Regions from separate parts of the Homo sapiens genome. Here regions 1, 3, 4, 5, 6 and 7 are each linked to region 2. The links are chromatin contacts, found by Hi-C or POLR2A ChIA-PET in ENCODE. All regions are on one chromosome and are shown on one strand. Each heading gives the region's core, a stretch centred on a gene start or an enhancer-like site at or near the end of the contact. The rest is flanking DNA. Distances are from core to core; before and after follow the strand shown.

What was found. Hi-C counts contacts between places; a loop is a spot of excess contacts on that map. ChIA-PET counts read pairs that join two places held with the same protein, here RNA polymerase II (POLR2A). Pooled maps may share reads with other maps.
Region 1: a loop to region 2 is called in a pooled map, with 23 times the contacts of the local background. The contact joins the promoter of ZNF790-AS1 here to the promoter of ZFP30 in region 2. A Hi-C loop is called at or near these places in 1 of 37 single-sample maps with no recorded cell type and 5 of 50 pooled maps. POLR2A ChIA-PET finds 5 or more read pairs at or near these places in 1 of 52 experiments (activated T-cell).
Region 3: a map of naive thymus-derived CD4-positive, alpha-beta T cell shows a loop between it and region 2 (4-fold over the local background). The contact joins the promoter of ZNF850 here to the promoter of ZFP30 in region 2. A Hi-C loop is called at or near these places in 1 of 168 maps with a recorded cell type or tissue (naive thymus-derived CD4-positive, alpha-beta T cell), 1 of 37 single-sample maps with no recorded cell type and 11 of 50 pooled maps.
Region 4: a loop to region 2 is called in a map with no recorded cell type, with 15 times the contacts of the local background. The contact joins the enhancer-like site here to the promoter of ZFP30 in region 2. A Hi-C loop is called at or near these places in 4 of 37 single-sample maps with no recorded cell type and 11 of 50 pooled maps. POLR2A ChIA-PET finds 5 or more read pairs at or near these places in 2 of 52 experiments (activated T-cell and activated naive CD4-positive, alpha-beta T cell).
Region 5: a loop to region 2 is called in a map of naive thymus-derived CD4-positive, alpha-beta T cell, with 4 times the contacts of the local background. The contact joins the promoter of ZNF790 here to the promoter of ZFP30 in region 2. A Hi-C loop is called at or near these places in 1 of 168 maps with a recorded cell type or tissue (naive thymus-derived CD4-positive, alpha-beta T cell), 1 of 37 single-sample maps with no recorded cell type and 9 of 50 pooled maps.
Region 6: a loop to region 2 is called in a map of naive thymus-derived CD4-positive, alpha-beta T cell, with 6 times the contacts of the local background. The contact joins the promoter of YIF1B here to the promoter of ZFP30 in region 2. A Hi-C loop is called at or near these places in 1 of 168 maps with a recorded cell type or tissue (naive thymus-derived CD4-positive, alpha-beta T cell), 1 of 37 single-sample maps with no recorded cell type and 6 of 50 pooled maps. POLR2A ChIA-PET finds 5 or more read pairs at or near these places in 2 of 52 experiments (A549 and HEK293).
Region 7: a pooled map shows a loop between it and region 2 (15-fold over the local background). The contact joins the promoter of CATSPERG here to the promoter of ZFP30 in region 2. A Hi-C loop is called at or near these places in 2 of 37 single-sample maps with no recorded cell type and 12 of 50 pooled maps. POLR2A ChIA-PET finds 5 or more read pairs at or near these places in 2 of 52 experiments (A549 and HEK293).

The regions. Positions count from the first base shown.
Region 1 is chr19:36,796,286-36,799,574 of GRCh38, forward strand. ZNF790-AS1 (ZNF790 antisense RNA 1) reads left to right here and starts at 1,265. Exons shown (of 6, transcript NR_040027.1): 1 at 1,265-1,526. RefSeq lists silencers at 827-896, 907-1,066 and an enhancer at 1,487-1,556.
Region 2 is chr19:37,654,154-37,657,467 of GRCh38, forward strand. ZFP30 (ZFP30 zinc finger protein) reads right to left here and starts at 1,312. Exons shown (of 6, transcript NM_001320669.3): 1 at 1,267-1,312; 2 at 559-726. RefSeq lists a silencer at 1,268-1,457 and enhancers at 1,481-2,468, 1,868-1,917.
Region 3 is chr19:36,771,176-36,774,375 of GRCh38, forward strand. It overlaps ZNF850 (zinc finger protein 850), which reads right to left and starts at 1,632. Exons shown (of 5, transcript NM_001193552.2): 1 at 1,550-1,632. LOC728485 (a long non-coding RNA gene) reads left to right here and starts at 1,978. Exons shown (of 2, transcript NR_164117.1): 1 at 1,978-2,334. RefSeq lists a silencer at 1,172-1,466 and enhancers at 1,453-1,592, 1,733-1,892.
Region 4 is chr19:36,971,395-36,974,982 of GRCh38, forward strand. It overlaps a transcript of ZNF568 not described here. Among named protein-coding and RNA genes, the nearest start is that of ZNF568, 57 kb to the left of the region's middle. Within about 2 kb of position 2,042, at least 32 of the 41 ENCODE cell types and tissues checked have a DNase peak (open chromatin) inside an H3K27ac peak, as active enhancers do.
Region 5 is chr19:36,836,797-36,840,245 of GRCh38, forward strand. It overlaps ZNF790 (zinc finger protein 790), which reads right to left and starts at 1,591. Exons shown (of 5, transcript NM_206894.4): 1 at 1,541-1,591.
Region 6 is chr19:38,313,747-38,317,391 of GRCh38, forward strand. It overlaps YIF1B (Yip1 interacting factor homolog B, membrane trafficking protein), which reads right to left and starts at 2,201. Exons shown (of 8, transcript NM_001039672.3): 1 at 2,114-2,201. The coding sequence starts at 2,171. RefSeq lists a silencer at 2,036-2,525.
Region 7 is chr19:38,334,324-38,337,696 of GRCh38, forward strand. It overlaps CATSPERG (catsper channel auxiliary subunit gamma), which reads left to right and starts at 1,507. Exons shown (of 29, transcript NM_021185.5): 1 at 1,507-1,552; 2 at 2,898-3,181; 3 at 3,270-3,323. The coding sequence starts at 2,912. RefSeq lists enhancers at 1,246-1,540, 1,345-1,554 and silencers at 1,675-1,754, 2,125-2,294.

The DNA.
Region 1 (3,289 bases), core at 15-2,514, 860 kb before region 2:
TCTCCGGCTCACTGCAACCTCCGGCTCACTGCAACCTCCAACTCTCCAACTCTCCAACTCTCCAACTCTCCAACTCTCCAACTCTCCGGTTCACGCGATTCTTGTGCCTCCGCCTCCCGACTAGGTGGGATTACAGGCGCCCGCCAGCACGCCTGGCTAATTTTTGTATTTTTAGTACAGACGGGGGTTTCATCATGTTGGCGGCCGGACTGTTCTCTAACTCCTGACCTCAAGTAATCGGCCCGCCTCGGCCTCCCAAAGTGCTGGAACTACAGGCGTGAGCCACCGCGCCCGGCCCCATTTCCTTTATTTTATTTTACTATGTTCAGACGGAGTTTCGCTCTTGCTGTCCAAGCTGGAATGCAGTGGCGCGATCTCGGCTCACCGCAACCTCTACCTCCCAGGTTCAAGCGATTCTCCTGCATCAACCTCCGGAGTAGCTGGGATTACAGGCGCACGCCACCACGCCCGACTACATTTCCTTTATTTTATTTTTATACTTTACTAGCCTGTTTGTTGATCACAAGACTGGCGGTGCACAAGGTTGGGTCTCGGTGTTCACCGGGCGGTGGGCGTGGGCGAGGTGGGAGGGTCTCCAGCGCCTGGTGCTAATCTCCAAGAAAGTGCAGGAAACAGCACCAAACGTGATTGCAAAGTTTTGGTTTGGCGCGGCGGGTAGGCGTTCCAGCGCAGAAATGCGCAGGAAAGTTTCTGCTGTGCTTGTAGGAAGGTCGGCCACAAGCACTTCTTTTGTTTTTTGAAACCGAGTTTCGCTCTGTCGCCCAGGCAGGAGTGCAGTGGCGTGATATCCGCTCACTGCAAGCTCCGCCTCCCGGGTTCACGCCATTCTGCGGCCTCAGCTTCCCGAGTAGCTGGGACTATAGGCGCCCGCCACCACGTCTGGTTAATTTTTCGTATTTTTAGTAGAGACGGGGTTTCACCGTGTTAGCCAGGATGGTCTCGATCTTCTGACCTCGTGATCCGCCCGCCTCGGCCTCCCAAAGTGCTGGGATTACAGGCGTGAGCCGCCGCGCTCGGCCGGCCCCAAACACTTCTTATTGGCTAATCTGGAGCAAACCTGCATATCCATTGGCTGAAAGCTCCGTCTATTTTAGGGTGACTGAGAGCGTCTCTTCCTTCTGTGTTGCCTGGAAACGGACTGTTCGCCTAGTAACATCTGATCACGTTTCCCATTGGTCACCGTTTCCGGAAGCCCGCTCTCCCGTTTCCGGAATCCCCGCAGGCGCTGGGTCTGCAGATGGCGTCCAGGTACACAGTGGCGAGTGTGATTCCGCAGTCTTGGGCTGTTTGGCCAAGCGCCCGCCGGACATGGTACGCCGAAGGGTCATCGGCGTGGAGTCCTCGCTTTCAGCGTCCGCGGCTGGGAAATCGGCCATCGCTACGGCGGGAACTGGGACTCGGGCTGCGTCCCGGCCCTTCCACATCGGTCCACCGCACTCGTGGGCGCCCGCATTGGTGCTGACATAATTTCCTGACCTCTGACCCGTATTGTCTCGCGATTAAAGGTAAAAAACGGGGCTTTTTCATCCCACTGGGGTAAAACGCCCTTTTATTTCTAGCCAGGTGTTCTGTTGCAGAACGCCTCGAAGGGAGGGAGTGACCGGCAGGTTGAGGTTTATTAAATAAAATACATTCCTGGTTTATATTATGTTTATAATAAAGCACCCCACCCTTTAAAAAATCTCACGTTTTGCCAGTTGCATTATTTAGTGGACTGTCTCTGATAAGGACAGCCAGTTAAAATGGCATTTTGTTGTTGTTGCTAATTAAACCAATTTTTAGTTTTGGTGGTTTTCCTAACAGCAGCAACTTCTCAGGCTTTATAAAATCATATTTCTTGTGGGAAATTTCTGTGAAAGGCGCAGCGAGTTAGTTTGGAATTGTTTTAAAGGAAGTAAGTTCCTGGTTTTGATATCTTAGTAGTAGTATTTTCCCCAGTGTCTTTGAAATCTTATTTTTGGAGCACGTATGTAGAGTAACTTTTGTGAAAGAAACAACTTTTATTTTTTATTATTATTTTTTTTTGAGACGGAATTTCGCTCTCGTTGCCCAGGCTGGAGTGCAATGGTGCAATCTCTGCTCACTGCAACCTCCGCCTCCCGGGTTGAAGCGATTCTCCTGCCTCAGCCTCACGAGTAGCTGGGATTATAGGCATGTGCCACCACGTCCAGCTAATTTTGTATTTTTAGTAGAGATGGGGTTTCTTTATGTTGGTCAAGCTGGTCTCGAACTCCCGACCTGGGGTGATCTGCCCGCCTCGGCCTCCCAGAGTGCTGGGATTACAGGTGTGATCCACCGCACCTGGCTGATTTCATATATATATCTTCCTAAATCCTTTAAAAAGTTAGTGGATCTCTTACTTTTGTAGGATTTATTTCATAGTGTGAATGAGACACCTGTAGGCTCCAGGTCTCTGTCTTCATGAGGTGTGAAGATTCAGTGCTTTATAAAACAGTCCCCACATTCTTCAAAGGCCTTGTTCTTAATTCTCAGCACGCTTGTGCTTCTGACATTGTTACTAAAATTAAGCTAAGTTTTTCTGGTTATGTGAGAGCTGTGGAAATGTCCAGCGTTAGCCACTAATGTTTCTCCTTGATATTTCTCCGTATCTTAATACTGACTCTCAATCCATTACTCAGATGGGTGTCCTTTTCCTGGATGTCTGGAAACTAAGCCTGGCTATCCCTCTGACCTCCCTGCCGAGCTACCATTTTTTTCCTCTCTCTTTTCTTGTCTACACTTGAGTTGGTAACCTCAGCTCTTTCATGAGCAACCTTGATGCCTTTGACTCCTTCTGAGTTTATTACCCACAGTTCCATCAGCCAAGTTTAGGGGCCCATGAGAAGGGCTCGTGTAAATTTTCACATTCCTCTAACCAAAATGTAGTGTTTCCTTCCATCTTGAATATAGGCTGTAGACCCCTCGGGTATGGGGTATTGTTGGCAGTGAGACCACAGCAGTTTTTATGTCATCTGACAGCATCTACAAATAGCCTTCATGGTTGTCACTGCTTTCCAAGACATTTCCAAGTAACAGTTCCCAGTGATGATTTACTACTCGCTATTGTTACTTAATGTGTTAAGGTGGCTGTCATAGGCACTATTACTATGTCAGAAATTACACCAAAATTTAGTGGCTCAAACAATCATTATGTTATGTGGATTCTCATGCTCACAGTCAGGATTTCAGATATGGCACAAGGGTAGCCCACTTGTCTCTGTTCCATGATGTCTGGCCTCAGCACGGAAGACTCAACGGCTGGGGTCTG
Region 2 (3,314 bases), core at 62-2,561:
GATTGCTTAAACTCGTTCAGATTTAAGTGGCAGTCAGGATTCAATTCCACTTAATCTAGGCTCGAAATTCTTAACCACTACACTACACCTCCCTCAGTCGATCCAAGATATACCCAAAATAAACTCATGCTGCCAGACCTCAAACCACATCTGGCTGGTACCAAAAACTTCCACTCATGAATTTCCTGGAAAAAAAGAAATCTCCACTCCTACCCCAGAACCATTAAACATATCTAAACCCTAAAAAACAAATAAAAACAAAGTATGAACATTAATCTCCAGCACGGGTATTTCCATATCATCAAGATCCTTAGAAAAACAGCGCTCACAGAGTAATTGAATTTGCAGCCTACAGTTAACTAACCATGTGTCTAACTATAGAACAGCATGAAGTGGGCACTAACAACGGGAAATCTATTAATTAGGTCCCCTGCCGTTAACTAGGTAGGGAAATCCTAAGGCCCAAATCAATGAATAAATAGATCATTCCTAAGCAGGATTTTAAACGGAAGGAACTCGAATGCATTTCACAGAAACAAAGCAGCAGCACGAACTCACAGGGAACCGGCTTTTAGAAGAGCAGCAGCGATTCGTTTCTCCTTCTCAAGCGCCTTCTCTGGAAACTGGCAGGGCTGGGGAAGCAGGCAGAGTTCAGGACACCCCAGGCTTTTCTTGACTCGATTGGAACCCACCCTCCACGCTTCCCTGGCCCCAACTAACCGCCACCTGCATGCACAAATGGAAACGACAGGGCAGAGGGTCAGCAGTCACCCGCGTCTGGGTTCGCAGCTCCGGGTACGCTGTAGTTCCGCACCCGGTTGCCCACGCCCGGGACCACCCACTGTGTCTTTTCGGAACTGTCCAGCGTGTCCTCCTAGACCCCAGACACCCACCCCAAATCTAGGTCCCAGCGTTTTGCAGGGGACCTTCATCCTGGGGCGTTCACCTCTGACTTCCCTCTTGGGCCTTTTCGCTACGGCCGAGCCTAAGTGGCTGAAGCGCGGACGAGGATGCGCGGGGCCTCGGTCTCCAACTGCACCACAGGCCGCACCCACGAACCTGGTCCGGCACAGTTACTACCGCCCGGGCCTCCAGGCCTCAGGGCTGCAGAAGCTCAGTCCCGGGAAAAAAAGCACACCGGCCTGAGGCTCCACAGGAACCTTTTCTCCACCTTGGCCCGGCCTGCAAAACCTGGCCCACTCCGCGCTCTTTTCCCTCAGAAAAGCAGCGGCCACAGTGGCGCCCGGCTCCCAGCCCCAGCCTCACCCGACTCAGAGGATAGCCCAGCCCTGGGAGTCAGCGGCGCCAGAATACGGGAGAGCGCCTGTCTCCGTCGCGAATGCGCTAGCGCGCGGGGGGGCGGAGGCAAGTCCCGCAGCTGCTCCGGGCCGGGAGGGGCGCGTGGGGCCGGGTCTCGGCGGGGATAGTCGGGCCGGGGAGACGGAGCCAGAGGGGCCGCAGTGTCCCTCGCCTCAGGCCTCTACCTGTAATGGCCGCCCCGTGACTGACCAGTGCCATTAAAGATAATCCAGGCCTGCTCCCCTGTGGACACTGCGGTCCAAAATTTAAAAAAACAATATTCCGCCTTTTTATTTTTCATTTGGTTCTCGGCTCGGAGACAGGCGGAGGCTGCGAGCCCCGCCCCGCCCCCAGCGACGCCTCACCGGAACCTTTGGAAATCGGCTTCTGCCTCGAGTGCGCAAGCGCGCGGGGGGCGAACGCTGGGGCCCTTCAGGGAGCAAGGGAGAAGTGTGGGGCCGCACCTGCCGAGGGGTCGGGAGGTTTGGAGGAGGGTGGAGGTTGGCTACAGGATCCCGATGGGGATGGAGTGTTCAAATCTAGGCCTGTAGCCGTGACCCTGGCGTGAGTTGGATGGAGGAAACCCCAGTATCGCGAGCCTGGACCAAGGCGCGGCGCGTGCTGCCTGTGGTGTTTGCTGAGTGACGGCCGCCGCGCCCCCGCGTACCTGGACCGAGTGCCTGGCCGCTGGCGGAGTAGTGTTTCCGTGCACGGGGCTGCTGCGTGCGCGTGTGCCGTTCTCTAGCGGGGGATTAGGATGGTGCCGCAGAGAAGGCTGCGCGGTGGTGCCTGACTCTGACGCTGGCTGTAGCGGGTCTCTGGGGTCTTTGCGGTTTGTGTCTGCGTTTGTGACGTACCTGACATCGGATCTGTGACTGTGGCTCTGCCTCATCCAGCGTTATTTCCAGAATCCTTCTGATAGGGCAGCGCTTCTGGTTCTGGTTTTCCATGGAGACGGTTTGTGGGTCCCTATGAAACTGAGTGTTGGGATTTTGATTATCTGCATCTGGCCCTTGTGTGCCCTCAGGACTGTGGTGTTAGGCAAGTAAAATAATTGCAGGAAAAAAAATTGGAAAGGAATAAGGTTGCTATTACTTCCAAATGATGGAATTGTAGGACTGTGTCAGAAAATTGAATAGGACACCATGAAACGGGAGGGAGAGGCATTTTATTTTCTTCCATACCTGGTCTTGGAATATTCTAACAAATGAGATTTGTTTTTTCCCCTTTGTTCCTGGATGAACTCTTGGATAAATTCAATGTCTCCAAGCATTCTTGGATAGTAAGTTTCTTTGATCTTTAGTTGAAAGATCAGCCTCATTTTCGTAGCTAAAAATACCTTTAGTAATAAAAATGTTCATTGTAATACTTCATTTAAAATATTTAAAACTTTCTTCTTTCTCCTTGATCTCTTCCAGATATCTCAAGTTTTGGTTAAGTGAATATGTGGAGTATATGTACTAATTACGTCAATTATTTTCTCTTTAAAACCAAGTACATTTCTTACATGAGTTTGTTTATCAAGGATTTATTGGTTTTCTTTGTACTTGTTGCTATTTTTTAGAAATGTTCCAACAGATATGTTAAATGTTCATCGATTATTTTTTCAGTGGTTCAAACATCGGAGTAGAATCTCTCTTCCATTCTGTGGCTGCAATTGGACTGTACAGTTGTCCTAAAATTTACCGTCATTGTTTTCCTAAGTTTGATTCTTGTTTCCTAGAATTCAGCTAATTTTTGCTAAAGTTCTTTTCCAATAAGTTCCTTAAGATGCATGTATTAAAGATGTTTTTTAGTTCTTTCATGTTTGAAATTTTTTTTTTTTTTGAGACGGAGTCTCACTCTGTTGTCCAGGCTGGAGTGCAGTGGTGCAATCTTAGCTCACTACAACCTCTGCCTCCCCAGTTCAAGCGATTCTTCTGCCTCAGCCTCCCGAGTAGCTGGGATTAAAGACGTGCACCACCACGCCTGGCCATTTTTTTTTTTTTTTTTTTTTTTTTATAGTTTAAGTAGAG
Region 3 (3,200 bases), core at 382-2,881, 880 kb before region 2:
TCGGAGCGGAAGTTTAATAAGCAAAAGAAGAAAGCTCTCCCCAGCGGAGGGACCCAAAAGAGGGTTGCCAACTAGGAGGCTGAATCTGGGGGGGTTTATTAACTGGGAAGGGGAGGAACGTGGGCTGTCTTGAAGAAAGCACTACCCAGCTTGGCCCTGGGACCTTAGCCCGGGACCAATCCCAGGCTGAAGTGAAAGTTTGGCCCAGGACCAATCAGGGGCTGAAGTGAAAGTTTGGCCCGGGACCAATCAGGGGCTGAAGTGAAAGTTTGGCCCGGGACCAATCAGGAGCTGAAGTGAAAGTTTGGCCCGGGACCAATTAGGGGCTGAAGTGAAAGTTTGGCCCGGGACCAATCAGGAGCTGAAGTGAAAGTTTGGGCCGGGACCAATCAGGAGCTGAAGTGAAAGTTTGGCCCGGGACCAATCAGGGGCTGAAGTGAAAGCTTGGCCCGGGACCAATGAGGGGGTGAAGTTATGATTCAAAGAGGCCGCGCTCACAGTCTAAAGCATGTCCAAAAAAGGAAAGTGGCCGCCGGAACCTGTTAGTCCAAGCTGCACCGTTTCGTAAGCCCCCACCATTTCACAGACCCTGGTCAGAGGGAAACATTCCACCCGGGTTTGGGCTGTGCGAAACATCCTTCCCAACCGCCTGACTTCCTTATCACATCCTGCTGGGCAAAAGCCCAAGAAACATCCTTATCAACTTTCTCCCAGGCAACAAGCCATACCGCCCAGACCCCTCCTGCCCAGGCCTGTAATTACCCCAGCCTGGAAGCGGCAGTGGGCTCTGGCATTTAGTTGGTCCCCGCCATAGAGCCGCCAACTCTCTCTCTTTCTTTAACCCTCGCCTTCCCTTCAAAATCTAACAGAGCCCACCGTGTACATGCCCACAAAAGAAGCGACTATTTCGTGGAAGCCCGCTGGTCACACAAAGGACAAAGGCGTTTCTATGTTGGGCCTCGGTCCCTTATCAGTGCAGCTGAGGAATGTCTTCAGGACAACCCCCCTGTGGAGTTTTCCTTATGTATGCCTGCAGCCTGATTTTTCAGGCTGTTTCTCTGTTTAAAGGACTTTTACCAAGGTCCCACCCTAACTGCCTAAAGAGTTTTTTCTCTCAAGGGGACACACAAAGTCCCAATCGCACACATGCCTCCGCATATCCACTTACCCACTGCCTCACAGCCAATCACACTCTCCTCTCTCACATACACCAAGGGGCCACACAAGTTGCACTTGCACAGCCACAGACCTGCAACTCACGCACACAAGGTACTGCACAGACACGCAAAGTCACACACCCACCCCGGGACACGCAGTCCAACCACACAGTCACCGGTTCTTCACATCCGCACGCACAACGAGGGTCGTCCAGGACACACACACCCACTCCGGGCGCGCACAGTCACAAGCGCCCACCTGATCACCCAGAGTCAGCACCACACAGCCACAGTCACAGACCACGGAGACCCACGGCAGCCATCGCGATCACACACGCAAACTCCTCTCCTCAGCCCTCCACACACAAAAGGACCGGAGCCGGATTCCTCACCCTCAGCATTCTCTGGTTCCGCTCGGGGCCAGCCTAGCCAAGTTCCTCAGGACTCCAAGGCGCGGCGGCAGCTAAATCGGCACAGCAAACGGTCCCGCCACCTGGCTAAGAGGAAGCCAAAATCTCGCGAGACGTGGCGTCGGCCTGCGGGATCCTCTGGGAAATGTAGTCCAGAGCCCGACTGCGGGCTTCCCTATGCCTCTCATTTCCAAGCCTGGCTTGTTTCCTTTTACCGCTCCTCTCCAACGAGGATCGCAGAGCCCTCATGCCGAGCGGCTCGCTATGGGGCCGGCTCGCCCGCTAGAGTGGTCAGGCCTGATTATCCCTGGCAGCTCTGTTATCTGGGGTAAGACACAGGAAAACGTGCTTCCGGTTCTCGGCGGAAGTAGCCCCGAACGGTAGAACCGATGGGAAATGTAGTCCAGGGCAGAAAAGCGGTCAACCCAGCCACGATGCGAGCCAAAGGATTCTTGGCTCCAAGCCTGGTCCTGGCTGTTAGTTTGGAACTCATGCACCCAGATGCTAACTCGCCCTCAGAATGCAGAGGGGATGAAACACTGACCGGACAATTCAATCTGTATATGGGTGAGTCCAGGGCTCAGTCTGCATTGCGCGGAAAATGAAGGTGAAGGTGGAGGTGGGACCTGATGGTCTCGTCCCGGATAGGGTTGAAGAAGTGGGAGAAAAGGAATCAAAATCGTGGATGGGATAAGATTGTGCGCGAATGCTCTCTGGGAGCGGATCGTGGCCGACGAGGGCCCGAAGATGCTGCCTTGTGATCGCAGGTGTGAGTGGAAGCTGTGTGAGTGTCAATGTGAGTTGCCTGTTTGGGAGACCAGCATTGTATTTTTGTATCAGGTAGTAACCTTGGAGCCAGGTATTTGTAAAATTATGATAAGAGGGCATCATTCTGGAGCATCGATTTTATTTGGAGGTTGACAGGAGAGGGAAAAAAACCCCTAATATCTGATAAACAACATAAATAGATTTTTATGTTAAAGTAGTTATATTTATTACGGTCTAGAATGCAAATCCAACATGGCTTTTAAAGCAAGAAAGATTTTTTTTATACAAAGTCAAAGGTATTATTTTTATACACTTACTACAAAACATACAAATAGTATACCAAGCCTAAGAATATAAAGAGTCTAGCTTTAATTAATTGAATGTAAATTTAAAAACAAGCATCTAATAAGTAGTCCTTTTCACACATCGAAAAGCCAATTTCGGAATTTTTTTAAAAACTCAAATTACAAAGTAACAAATATCTGGTGTCTTAGTAACTTGAAGATCAGTACTAATGATTAAGCCAGCTTATATGCTAATATGATACATGAAAAAGCCTGTATTTCACAAATAGCAAACCACTAAAACTTTAATTTTCCACAGAAGCCATTGTTTCACACCAATAATTATGTTAAAGATCAAGACAGGCTAAAAGTTTTTAATGAGCACTGAATCCATTAAAACTTGGCAAATTTTTCCACGAAGGTAGAATTTTAATTTCTGTTTAAACCATGGGTAGATGGTACACCCTTGTGAGGGTGTACTGTAAGTACTTCTAAGGAGCTTTATCAGACTTCATCCCAAATTATGTACCTAGTAAAAGATGTACCAATGTCTACTTTGGAATAAGAAATTATTCCTTGTT
Region 4 (3,588 bases), core at 792-3,291, 680 kb before region 2:
AAACTAGAAATACTTAAGAATTTTTTTTAATGAAATGTTATAAGTAATGTTTCACAAGAAAGAAACGATAATGGCCAAAAATATAAGGGACTACTTTTTAACTGAAAAGAAAAAAAGTCACAATTACACATCCTAGAAGTTAACTGCTGTTAACAATTAACTTTAAAGATATTATTGCCCAAGTGCCTATGTTTCTGCTATTTATAACTTTGTTTTTTTTCTTTTTGAGACGCAGTCTCGCTCTATCGCCAGGCTGGAATGCACCTCCTTAGTAGCTGGGACTACAGGTGCACACCACCACGCCAGGCTAATTTTTGTATTTTTAGGAGAGACGAGGTTTCACCATGTTGGCCAGGATGGTCTCGATCTCCTGACCTTGTGATCTGCCTGCCTCGGCCTCCCAAAGTGCTAGGATTACAGGCGCGAGCCACTGCGCCTGACCTATTTATAACTTTTTTTTTTTTTTGAGATGAAGTCTCACTGTCACCAGGCTGGAGTGCAGTGGTACAGTCTCGGCTCACTGCAACCTCCGCCTCCCAGATTCAAGGTATTCTCTTAGCCTCCTGAGTAGCTGGGACTACAGGTGCGCGCCACCACACCCAGGTAAATTTTGTATTTTTAGTAGAGACAGGGTTTCACCATGTTGGCCAGGATGGTCTTGATCTCTTGACCTCGTGATCCGCCCGCCTTGGCCTCCCAAAGTGCTGGGATTACAGGTGTGAGCCACCGTGCCCAGCCTATAACATTTTTAAATACAGTATTTATTTTAAAAAATTGGTTTATTTTAGTAGCACTTTTAGTAACACAAAAGTGCTTTTATTTTAGTAGCACTTTTAGTAACACAAAAGTGCTACTAAAATTGGTTTATTTTAGTGGCACTTTTCCAGGTCCTAAAGTATTTCTCGAACATACTTCTGTCATTAAATATCCTTCTGCAACTTAATCCTCAAATAATGACGTTGCAGCCCACTATATTGGTTTTCCGTTATTTCCGCTGCAGACCCAACTATCCCTCATCCTTCTCCAGTCCCTTCGGCATCCTGAGCCTGTGACTGCGCCCCTTCAGTCTCTCCTAGGCCACATCCCCAAACCTCTAGGACAGGTCGTTTCCCAGACACCCTCCAGGCCAGCCTGTGGCCCGGCCCGAGCAGAAATTAGTGACTTAAATGTTGAGATGCCAGAAGACCTGGACTGGGGCATGAATTCCCAGCCCAAACTTAGCCACCCGGCTTTATCGGGATTGTGGCCCAGGTCAGTGAAGCCCCAGGTCCGGGCCGACTCCTAATTCGTGGCGTGGCCGGGAGTCGCCCTCTCCTGATCCACCCCAGAGCGCGGCTCCCTGTGGAGGGTACCCTGGGTGGTCCGCTCCCTGGCTTTTTACAGCACTTGTGAGAGGCCTTTGGGCACACACACAAACCCCACTCCCTGACCCTCCGTTTGGGGCGAGGGCGGCTGCAGCCGGGTTAACTTCGCGGACTCTGGAAGCCCTGGCGGCGGGCCCGGCCGCCCCTTCCCGGGTTTGCGGCTACATTTTTCTGAAGCCTCCACGGCCCCACAGCCTTTTTCTAGCCGTCAGCGGCCAACTATTGCTGCCTGGGCCTGTGTGTTTGCCCAGTTCCTGGGAGGGTGCTCGGGTGCAGCTGGGCAGTCTGGCCTCGGCTTCACTGGAGGCGGGGAACTGGACATGACTGTGAGCGCCAGTGACCGTGGTGCGGTCCAGGCCCCGGGTGGCGCACCCACCTCTGGACTACATTTCCCAGGGGGCCCCGCGGCCAACCTTTTCCGGCCGAAGAAGGCTAGTCACCTTTCCTTGGCGGGTGTTGGAAAGCAAAGGGCTGGAACGTCCCGGGCTGCGGAGCTCGCTGGGTTGGGATGGACTCGTTCAGACCTGAGTGCTAGGACGCCGAAGGGGGCGGTGAGGCGTCCCGGCGAGGAGCTGGGGTCGTCTGGAGTTTAAAAGACAGGTGGCTCTCGGAGATGTGCGGGCTGCATGCCCACGCTTCACCGCTAGGGGAGGTCAGGGCTGTGCGATGGGGAAGGAAGAGAGTGTCGGGGCGGTGCAGTCGGGATGGGAGAAGGGTGTCAGGGCCACTGGCCCCCAGCTCGGCAGAGGGCAGTGTCGGGCCGCGCGCAGGCAGGGAGTGGGTGTGGTGTGAGGCTGGCGCTGGAGCGGTCTGGGAATGTTAGGAGGTCTAGGGTATCGCGGCCCTGCGTCCTCTTGTCTGGACTAAAAGTCCGGGCAGTTCTCCCCGGACCTGGATTGTGGGCCCAGCGACAGGTGCTTGGCGATCTGTGCCCGCTGTGCCTGCGGGGCTGTGGTGGGAGTCCTGTCTGCACGGTATTCTGTGTGGCTGTGCATGTAAGTGTGAGCGTGTGCCGGGTCATCGACCCCATCTTTGGGAGGCCTGGGAGGGGGCGGGACACCCTCGCTGTACATTCTGGGGATACGCTGGGCGGGGTCTGCCCTGTGGATGGGTCCTGGCCGTCTACGCAAACCCCAACTGAGACTAGTCAGTAGGTAGTGAATCTCTGTGAATGGCCTTCCCTCCATCGGGTCTATCTCTGGTGTGTGTTGAGGGTGGAAATGGTTCTAGAGTTTGGGGCTGGGAAGTCCCTGCTATATCCACTTCTCTGTTCTTTCACCCAGTAGCCACCAGGGATCTAGACCCATAAAGGTGCCCCCAGCCTAAAGGACAGCAGTTTGAGACCCTGACAGGTGGGTCCATTTAAGCTGTGTCTTGGCGCCACAGACTTTTGGGCTCAGTGTAAGACGCTAGGCCTGAAAGTTTCCCAAGTTAGGCTGTTATGGAGGAAGAGGGCTACGGTCTGGGGGGCTCTCCCAGGACTTCTCTCTGGGCTCCTAAGGTCACCTGCATTTCTTTGTGAGGATGACAGAGAGCGGTGGCGTTGCAGCTTCTTTGGTCTCCCTTTCAGTGCCTGGGGTGGGGCAGGAGTTTGGCCTCCCAAGGGGTTCAGGGAGGGATTCAGGATGGCTTCTTAACGTTTTTCCACATCTTTCTTTAAGAACCCAGAAGAGGAGAGAACTGCTGTGCGTCTGAAGTGATGGCGGAGGTAAGTTGCATTTGACATTTTCTTGGAAAGGACTTACTGGTTTTCAGGACAGTGTCCTATTTCAGAAATTTATCTAAAATATTTACATTCATGATTTGGACAAAGGGGAAGAGGGGAGGAAACTGCATTTATGTAGCATTTTCCTAAAGCAGCCTAGGGCTGTCTATTTTGCAAACATTGTCTCATCTGATCTAGAATTTCCACTTCCCTGGATTTTATTCATGCTCACAACAGTGTTGACAGAGAACATGCCTCAGTGATTTGGCAGGGAAATTGAACAACAGAATTAGCTTTTTCAGTCTCACTGATTTCTGCATTGTCCCCTCCATGATCATATGCAATAGCCTTTTTGCTTACCAATTTTTTTTTTTTTTTTTTGAGACAGAGTCTCGTTCTGTTGCCCAGGCTGGAGTGCAGTGGTGTGATCTCAGCTCACTGCAACCTCCGCCTCCTCGGTTCTAGTGATTCTTCTGCCTCAGCCTCCTGAGTAGCCGAGATTACAGGCACACACCACCA
Region 5 (3,449 bases), core at 341-2,840, 820 kb before region 2:
CAATCAATAGGCAACATCCGGGAAGATTGTGACCCCATAGTTATCAGCCTATGAGGAACCAGGGGAGGAACCTGTGCACTAGGGGATAAATTGCTTGTTGAAACTGTTGGGTGTGCCTATCAGACACTGATCTTGCAAGACCATCATTAAAAGTCTCACTTTTGCTGTTCTCCGGGTCTCTGAGTCCATTCTTTGGGACGGGTAAGTTTGTTTCTCACACTCAAGAAATCATCTTTCACTATCCCACGCTATCTCTCCAAAACTGACTTGAATCCAACCAGAATAAATGTCAATCCAACCTTGTATTTATATTTATCTACTATAAGAAGTCCCAGAATTTCTAGTCAACTGTCTTTTCGGACATTGTATACCATCAAGTCTCATTTGTCCCCTTTTCTCATTCTTCCCAACTTTCAACACTTTTCCTGTATGCCTTCATAATGGAATTCATAATTCATTAACAACCAACTCCTCTTTTATCTTCAACCACTTCCTTGAACACGCCCTAACATTCTGAGTCTAACAGAAACTAGGCTGTATCTGGAGGACTCTGCAGCCCTCTCAACATTTCCCCAGCTACAGCCTCTTACCAGTGGGTCTGAAAATGGAACAGATGGCCGGCCTCCTTGTTGTTCACTACCTTCAGACCTTTCTTCCTCCCTCCACAAACTCTAGTTTTGAATTTCCTGCCATGAGATTGTATATAACTCACCACATCTCACTTTTGTTGACCTCTACCAAACACAGGGTATTTTCCCCCTATATCTGAAATCTTCAGCTCATGGTTTACTCTCTGCAGCGCGATTACCCTTTTCTATTTTTTTTAATTCTTGCATTTTTAACTACACCCACACAGATGAGCCTTGTTTACTTACCCTTGCCTGGACTTTTCCCCCCTCTCGTGGCTCATTTCCAACAACATGTTGATGGGTGGTTGTTCCCCAGCCGTCTTCCCCAGCCCTCTACCCCAACCTGCTGCTCCATTTCTCTGCTCTAATTTACGGAGAAACTCTTGAACTATGTTGTCTACACTGTGTCCCATTCTTCTCCCCTCCTTCTAGGTTGCCCCCACTCCAATCCAGCTACGGGCCAGCACAAAAACTGCTCCCCACACATTCACGAAGGACTATGCCTGTCACTCAACGCAAAGCTCAATTCTTTGTTTTTGGCCCCATAGCGGCTGCTATCACCACCTTTACGAACGTGGTCACGCACAACGCGACGCAGTCATAATCACGTACATACAGTCACATTTAAATAGTCCATTAGGGTCACACACAGCGCCTGTCAACGTCGTGTGCGCGTGCGCGCACACACACACACACACACACATACACACACACACACACAAGCTCCCGTCGCGGCCCCAGCTCCTGCATCAATTTCACTCTCGCATCCACTGCTCCCATCGCGATCGCTCGCCCCCACGCTCCCTCGCCGGCAAAGCCACCAACTCCAAAGACATTAGCACCTCACTCCCCTCAGCCCCGGCCTCGGGCCCTCCGGAGTCATTCGGCTTCTGTGTCTCGGAATCACTCACCCGGCCCTGCGGTCCCTTGATGGTGGAAGGTTCCGCGATCTTTCTATTAACCCTAAAGGGACAGAGGGCTGACAGGAAGTTGCCCGGGGAACGGTGCACTCTGGGAAATGTAGTCCGGAGCCTGGGCCGTCTTTAACTGCCCCGGACACCGCGGTCACCATTAACGGACCCTGCATTTGAGCCCCATCCCCTCGCTGGGCAAAGACCATCGCCCACACACCGCTCACATCTGCTGCCGAGAGCTTCCAGAATTCCAGGCCGCGTTTAGGAAGCTTCAGCGGAGGCATGCAGGCTGCCCTACCTCTGCAAAAGGCTCCCAGCCCTGGGAACAGGACAGTAAGCCCAGGCCATCTTAGGCTGGAAGTAACCTTGGTCCCGACGGCCCTGGGAAATGTAGTCCAGAGCCTGGAACACTGCAGAAATGCCCCGGGGGGATGGTGCGATGGTTTTCAGTAGGAGCTCGCTGCGTGGGCCTCTGACCTATGTGGCATGGCGGGAAAGTCCTACAAGACTGTGCCAAGCGAGTGGCGAGTCTGTCCCGTCTCTGCCCGAGCCTCGGCCCGGCTGGGTGGACACCTCTTGTCCCACAAGTACCAGCCTGGGATAGAACGAAGGGGAAACGATCCATGGGACACAGCTACATGCCCAGCCCTATAGGGGTACCCTGTCTGGGAATCCATGAGAACTCTTCCTAATACCTTATTCCCATCCTCCAATCGCCCTTAAAGTGTTTGGTTTCAATTAATGTTTATAGTAACATTAGTACTGTTTTGTAAATTCCATTCATGCCATTCTTTTTGCTGAAGTACACACTTGCCAGTTTTCATTTGCTTCTCTTTTAGATGTACATCATTTCAATCTACATCTAAACTTTCTGACAGAGGAGTAATTTTTTTCAGTACTTTCAAACTTATCAGGTAACTAAAATAGTTGTTTCTTTTTTTATTGTGAAACAGAAAATACTTGAAGTGCATAAAATGTGTAAGTTCAGTATAACTCCACACAAGTGTTGGTATCTCAAGAACAAATGCCCATTCTATGTGATCATTTCTCTTTTTGTTTGTTTGTTTGTTGTTTTTTTTGAGACAGGGTCTGGCTTTGTCACCCAGGCTGGAGTACAGTGGCACGATCTAGGCTCTCTGCAACCTCTGCCTCCCTGGCTCAAGTGATCCTCCCACCTCAGCCTCCAGAATAGCTGGGACTACAGGTGTGTGCCATCACACTCAGCTAATTTTTATAGAGACAGGGTCTCGCCATGTTGGCCAGGCTGGTCTCGAACTCCTGGGCTCAAGTGATCCTCCCAAGTAGGCCTCACAAAGTACTGGCATTACAGGCATGAGTCACTGCACATAACCTGTGTGATCATTTCTGATACCCAGCTCCAGCTCCAGCTGATCTTTAGGGTATTAATAATATCTTGGCTCTTTAATAGTTTTAATCTCTCAGCTGGACGCGGTGGCTCACGCCTGTAATCCCAGCACTTTGGGAGGCTGAGGAGGGTGGATCACCTGAGGTCAGGAGTTCGAGACCAGCTTGGCTAACATGGTAAAACCCTGTCTCTACTAATAATACAAAAATTAGCTAGGTGTGGTGGTGCATGCCTGTAATCCCAGCTACTCTGGAGGCTGAGGCAGGAGAATCGCTTGAACCCAGGAGGCAGAGGTTGCAGTGAACCAAGATCACACCACTGCACTCCAGTCTGGGCGACAAGAGCGAAACTCCATCTCAAAAAAAGAAAAAAAAGTTTTAATCTTGCTGTGAAATGTATATAAATGCAATCAAATTGTACAAATTTTCTGTCTTGATTAGTTGTTAAACTCCTAACTGGATTAACCGAAAACCCCATAGTAAAGGCCTTACAGAAGGAAAGGTATGCCCATCCAGCCATCAACATCATTTTCCTGGTACT
Region 6 (3,645 bases), core at 951-3,450, 660 kb after region 2:
CTCTGCCAAGCTCCTTGCCCCCACTGGCTTTTGAATATGCAGAGCTTTCATCCTGGAACAACCTCCCTCCATCAGCACCTCCCAATATCACACAGAGGCCCCTGCCTTTGCAGAGACCTTCCTCACTCCTCCCTGTAATGCACTAACCTCGTCTGGTTCCTTCTCATAACATGTGGTGCTTTCTTTTTCTCTTCTGAGCACTCACAATAATTTCTGAATATATATTCATATGTCTACTTGTTTACTTGGCACAGGCCTCCAATGCCTTTCCTTCTCTCTCTCTTTTTTTTCTTTTCTTGAGGCGTTGTTTCGCTCGTTGCCTAGGCTGGAGTGCAATGGCGCAATCTTGGCTCACTGCAACCTCCGCATCCTGGGTTCAAGCGATTCTCCTGCCTCAGCCGCCCGAGTAGCTGGAATTACAGGTGCGCGCCACCACGCCCGGCTAATTTTTTTTTTTTTTTTTTTTGAGATGGAGTCTCACTCTGTCACCCAGGCTGGAGTGCAGTGGTGAAATCTCGGCCCACTGCACCCTCCACCTCCCAGGTTCAAGCAATTCTTCTGCTTCAGCCTCCTGAGTAGCTGGGACTACAGGCGCACACCACCACGCCCAGCTAAATTTTCTATTTTTAGTAGAGATGGGGTCTCACCATGTTGGCCAGGCTGGTCTCGAACTCCTGACCTCGTGATCCTCCCACCTCGGCCTCCCAAAATCCTGGGATTATAGGTGTGAACCACTGCGCCCAACCTAATTTTTTTGCATTTTTAGTAGAGATGGGGTTTCATCATGTTGGCCAGGCTGGTTGGCTGGGCACCGTGACTCATGCCTGTGATCCCAGCACTTTGGGAGGCCAAGGCAGGTGGATCACCCTCTTTTTTTTTTTTTTTTTTTTTTTTTGAGGCGAAGTCTTGCTCTGTCGCCCAGGCTGGTGCAATCTCGCCTCAGTGCAACCTCTGCCTCCTGGGTTCAAGTGATTCTCAAGCCTCAGACTCCCAAGTAGCCGGGATTACAGGTGCTCGCCACCACACCCGGCTAATTTTGTGTACTTTTATTAGAGATAGGATTTTGCTGTTACCCAAGCTGGTCTCCAACTCCTGGCCCCAAGTGATTCGCCCACCTCGACCTCCCAAAGTGCTGAGATTATAGGTGTAGGCCAGCACGCCCAGCCTGCCCTCTCACTACAAATCTCCTTCTCCTGGGTAACTTTTCATGATCAGAATTATCCTCTTCCATGCCGGGTGCGGTGGCTCACGCCTGTAATCCCAGCACTTTGGGAGGCCTAGGCGGGCGGATCACCTGAGGTCGGGAGTTTGAGACCAGCTTGACCAACATGGAGAAACCCCGTCTATACCACCCCGGGCGTGGTGGCCTGCGCCTGTAATCCCAGCTACTTGGGAGGCTGAGGCAGGAGAATCGCTTGAACCCGGGAGGCGGAGGTTGCGGTGACCTGAGATCGCGCCATTGCACTCCAGCCTTGGCAACAAGAACAAAACTAGGTCTCAAAAAAAAAAAAAAAAGAAAAAGAAGTATCCTCTTCCAGGAAGCTTCACTGACACCCCTAGGCTGGGTCATGTGCCTCCTCAGGGCTCCCACAACATCTCCATCCCAACACAGGGCCTGACACATGGGAGTTGAGACAAGTTAGGTTGAATGAATAAATGAAACACACAGCACACTCACGGAGATGAAGAGACAGGAAAAGGGGGCCAACAGCACAATACAGGTTCGCTTCTTAAATGAGCGGTAGGCATGGCCCTCTGCGCTCCCGGGGGGCCACGAAGCTGTCCTAAGGGTGTGGGCGACAGCAGGCGGGTACTGGGGAGCCACGGAAGGGTGGGGAGCAGGGAAGGGCGGATCGCTAACTGCAAATGAATGAAAGTTGCATTTCTCTGCATATCGCACGCTATCCAGTCCCAAGTTGTTTTCTTCTAAAGGAATTTCCTAAAGAATCGCCCCCCAAGGGGCCTCCTACCCGAACCTGGCATCCCAGCGCTGTGCACACCTCAGGGTTCCAGATCCTTGATCTCGTGACCTCTGACCTGCAGTGACCTCGCCAACCGACGCGGCCGCCCCGCCACGCCCCCGCCCGCCCGATCTCCTCCGCCGGCCACGTACGCCACTTACGCAGCCGGGGCGTCCCCGCAGCCGCCGCCGCCAAGCCTGCCGGGTGCATCCTTCGCCGCCGCCACCTAAGCCGCGGTTCGGAGCGTGCCCGCCCGGCTCCCGTACCCACGCCCCGCCGGCGAAGAGACAGCCAATGGACGTCAGGATTGAGGGAAGGCCTCGCCCCCACCCCCCCGACCCCTCCAGCCCCCCCCTTCACGGAGGCCTGGACGACTGGGCGGTGCCTTACGTAAGAGGCGGAGACTGGGCTACTGGGCTCATGCAGTAAAGCGAGTCAAGGCCTGAGTGGCAGGAGGGCGAGGCCGGGACCAATCCCAGGAGGAGGCGGTGTCTGCCACGACAGAAAATGAGTGTCTGCCCCTTGCCGGGGCTCACGCCCCTAACTCCAGCACTTTGGGAGGCCGAGGCGGGAGGATTGCTTCAGCCCAGGGATTCGAGACTAGCCTGAGCAACATAGTGACCCTCGCCCCGCCCCATCCCTACAATTTTTTTTTTTTTTAATTTAGCCAGGCTCAGTGGCTTAACGCCTGTAATCTCAGCACTTTGGAAGGCTGAGGATCGCTTGAGCCCAGGAGTTCGAGACCAGCCTGGGCAACAGCGAGATCTCCATCGCTACAAAACATTTTTTAAAATGTAAATATCGAGCGAAAAGGTCGATGGGAAATGCAGTTCTCTGCAGACAGCCGTTCAGTTTGGGTCATTGAGAGCACTGGAGAGCCAGAAAAGGCTGTGGAGCAAGGAAAAGAGAAACATTTGTGTTCCTGAGGGGCTAATTGGAGTTGTAGGGGCTTATACAATTTTTGACATCCCTTAGGTATTAAAGTAAATATTTATTTATTTTGAGACAGGGTCTTCCTCTGTTTTCCAGGCTGCCTCGGACCCCCTGAGCTCAAGTGATCCTCCTGCCTCAGCCTCCCCAGTAACTGGCACCACAGGCATGCACCACCATGCCCAGCTAATTTTTAAATTTTTTGTCAAAACAGGATCTTGCTATGTTGCCCAGGCTGGTCTCGAATTCCTGGGCTCAAGCCATCCTCCTGCTTCAGCCTCCTAAAGCATTAGGATTACAGACATGAGCCACAGTGCCCGGCCTTAAAGTGAATATTTAGAGTGAGAAAAGGAAACCCAACAAGTTAGGTGAGAAGAACCAGGTGTCTCTCTTGGAATAGATCTTAAGGCAGTTTCCCAGAAATTCATAAAAATGTTCTCACATTGCAACCTGGTTCCCTCTGTCCACCAAAAGCATTCTACAACCCCCAGCAACTCACAGCACACAGGCGCACCTGCAAGTGAAGAGCCCTGCCCACCTAGCGTCCTTAGTCTCTCCTCTCTCTGACTCTCAGTCTCCCCCCTTCTCTCCCTCTCAGACTCCCCGACTTATCTCAGGAAAACATAGTGGTGGAAGTTACTTCTGCGCAGCGATAGCGCATCCGGAAGGATGTCAGCAAGTGACCCTATCGCTGTGGCTTCCTCTTCCTCCTCTGAGACGTTGTCTTTTTGGAGACCTTAAGGGCTGCTCCTGG
Region 7 (3,373 bases), core at 257-2,756, 680 kb after region 2:
CTGAAATGCAGTGGTGTGATCACAGCTCACTGCATTTCCGTGTATTTCAGAGCTCACTGCAGCCTCAAACTCCTGGGCTCAAGTGGTCTTCCTGCCTCAACCTCCCAGGTAGCTGGGGTCACAGGGATGGACCACCACACTGGGCTAATTTAAAAAAATTGTTAGCAACAGGGTCTTACCATATTGCCCAGGCTGGCCTCAAGCGATCCTCCTACCTCAGCCTCCCAAAGTACTGGGATTACAGGTGTGCAGCACCACATCTGGCTTAATTTTTTTTTTTTTTTTTGAGACAGGGTCTCATTCTGTCGCCCAGGCTGGAGTGCAGTGGAGGGATCTCGGCTCACTGCAACCTCCGCCTCCTGGGTTCAAGCAACTCCTGCCTCAGCCTCCCGAGTAGCTGGGATTACAGGTGCCCGCCGCCATGCCCGGCTAATTGTTGTATTTTTTGGTAGAGACAAGGTTTTATCATGTTGGCCAGGCTGGTATCCAACTTCAGACCTCAAGTGATCCGCCTGCCTCAGCTTTCCAAAGTGCTGGGATTATAGGCATGAGCCACTATGCCCAGCCAGAGACTCCATCTTTAAAACAAAAACAAAAACTCAGGGTGTGGTACCCACCAACCTGGCTTACCCAGCCTTTTAGGTGAGTCTAATGCATGCTCAAATTTGAAAACCACTGGGTTAAACGTCTGGTCTGGAGTTCATCAAAAAGTCATGGCCTGAATCCTTACCTGTAAGGCATCAGAATGCAAATGAAAATTAACTTAATGAATATTTTACTTGAGCCGGGCACACTTCCCACAACAGTATAGGATGGCTGTCCTTGTCCTGTTTTGTAGAGGACGGTGCTAAGCAGCCTATTCATTCTCACAAGGTCTCCAGGAAACCACACTTTTTTAAGGAGTAGAATTTTGGGGTAGGGCCGGGCGCAGTGGCTCACGCCTGTAATCCCAGCACTTTGGGAGGCCGAGGCGGGTGGTTCGCCTGAGGTCAGGAGTCGAGACCAGCCTGGCCAACATGATGAAACCCCGTTTCTACTAAAAATACAAAAAATAAATTAGCCAGGCGTGGTGGCGGGAGCCTATAATCCCAGCTACTCGGGAGGCTGAGGCAGGAGAATCGCTTGAATCCGGGGCAGGGGCGCGGAGGTTTCAGTGAGCCGAAATCGCGCCACTTCACACTCCAGCCTGGGAGAAAGAGCGAAACTCCGTCTCAAAAAAATATATATATATATATATTTGGGTAGGAAGCACAAGTAGGGACCGTGCTTGCTGCCAGAACAACCAATAGAAACTCCTTGAAGGCCTTCCTGGCACAAACGTAGTCTCCAGCACCCTCTGCCGACCAGGCCCCGCGCCCTCAGTGCTGAGACAGCCTCCAGCCCTCGGTGCCTTAGGGGTTGCGCGTCACCTTGGAGACCGCGTGAGAGGAGGGCGTGCCTCTGCAAAGGCGGAAGTCGGCTGTGGAAGTGTGGGCGGCCATTTTGAGACCGGGCAAGAGGGGCGGGACTGGTGCGGCCGAGTGACAGTTGACCGGTTTTAACCAAGTGACTGGTACCACGGGGCCGGGGAAAAAGCTGTGCCATCCAGGGGCGGGGGGATGCCGGGGACGGGGAGGAACTAGGAAGGGGAGGGGAAGGGGAAGGCGAGAAGGGGAGAGGCAGGGGAAAGAGGGGAAGAGTCGTGGGAGCTGGGAGAGGAGGGAAAGAGGGGAAGAGTCGTGGGAGCTGGCAGAGGAGGGAAAGGGGGAGCCGAACGTGAAGGGCGAAGGGCGGGGCGGGGCAGGAGAGTCGGGGTATAGAGCAGGCAGGTGTTAATGGCATGGGAAGGAAGAGTAAGAAGTGGGGCAAGAAGGTGTCGCGGTACGAGGGGAAGGTGAGACTCAAGAAGGTGCCGGCTAAGAAGCTGGTGCCGGCGTGGAAGGAGAAGGTGTGGGGCGAGGAAACAACGAAGGGCGAGGAAAGATCCCGAGGCGAAGAGACAGTTTTCATCGAGAAGGGGCAGGGCGAGGAGGAGGGGCGTTACCAGAGGGCGGGACGGGGCGACGGGCCCGCGCGGGAAGAACCAATCGCCGAGAACCCGGGGAAGGAACGGGTCCATAAAGACCAAGTGGAGGAGTAGGGGCGCGGTCAGGAGCGGAAGCAGAGTGAGGAGCAAGCCCCGGGCGAGAAACGGGGGCCCGGCCGGGAGCAAGAGCAGGGGCGGGGCCGGGAGCAAGAGCAGGGGCGGGGCCCGGAGACGGGCGAGACCAGGTACAGTACCCAGCCCCTGGGCAGACCCCGAGCGAGGAGAAAGCGGCGATACCAAGAGAAGTGCGAGGGTGGGGCAAGAGGTTGGGGCACAGCCGGGTGGAAGTACACGGGTGCGATCGCAGGCAGAAGCAGTACGGGGGAACTTAAGAGGGGGACTGTCAAAGCGAGAAATAGAAACCAAGACCAGGTGAAGAGCAAGAGTGGAATACAGGGAGGGGGCGGAATAAGGAGCAAGGTGAGGATAAAGTTAAAGGAAGAGACGTGGAGGCGGCGGGGCGGAACGAGGCGGAGGAGCAGGGGTGTGGCCAGAAACATTAGTAGGGCTGGGGCCCGGAGCAATAGCAGAGGTGCGATACCCACGAGGGTCGGGGGCAGGGCCAGGAGCAAGAGCAGGGGCGGGACCAGGAGCAAGTGCAGAGGCGGAGCCAGGAACAAGAGCAGAGGCGGGGCTAAAAGTCCGTGCGGGGGCAGGGCCAGGAGCAAGAGCAGGGGCGGGACCAAGAGCAAGTGCAGGGGCGGGGCCAGGAGCAAGAGCCGGGGCGTGGCCAGGAGCAAGTGCTGTGAGAGGCGCAGAAGCGAGGTGGAATCTTAAAAGTGGGCTCCAGAGAGCTGTCCGGCGCGTGGGTGTTGACTCCTGCGTTCTCCAGGTTCTAGCCACGTTATGTGCGGCCCAGCCATGTTCCCTGCCGGTCCTCCGTGGCCCAGAGTCCGAGTCGTGCAGGTGCTGTGGGCCCTGCTGGCAGTGCTCCTGGCGTCGTGGAGGCTGTGGGCGATCAAGGATTTCCAGGAATGCACCTGGCAGGTTGTCCTGAACGAGTTTAAGAGGGTAGGCGAGAGTGGTGTGAGCGACAGCTTCTTTGAGCAAGAGCCCGTGGACACAGTGAGCAGCTTGTTTCACATGCTGGTGGACTCACCCATCGACCCGAGCGAGGTGAGGGGACCAGGGTCAAGTGAACCAGAGGGATTTTGAACCCGCACTCCACTCATTTCTGGACGTGTGGCCTAACCTCTCTTTGCAGAAATACCTGGGCTTCCCTTACTACCTGAAGATCAACTACTCCTGCGAGGAAAAGGTGAGTGGGTGCAGCACGGATAGGCTCATTCTATGAGCCTTGGTTTTCCC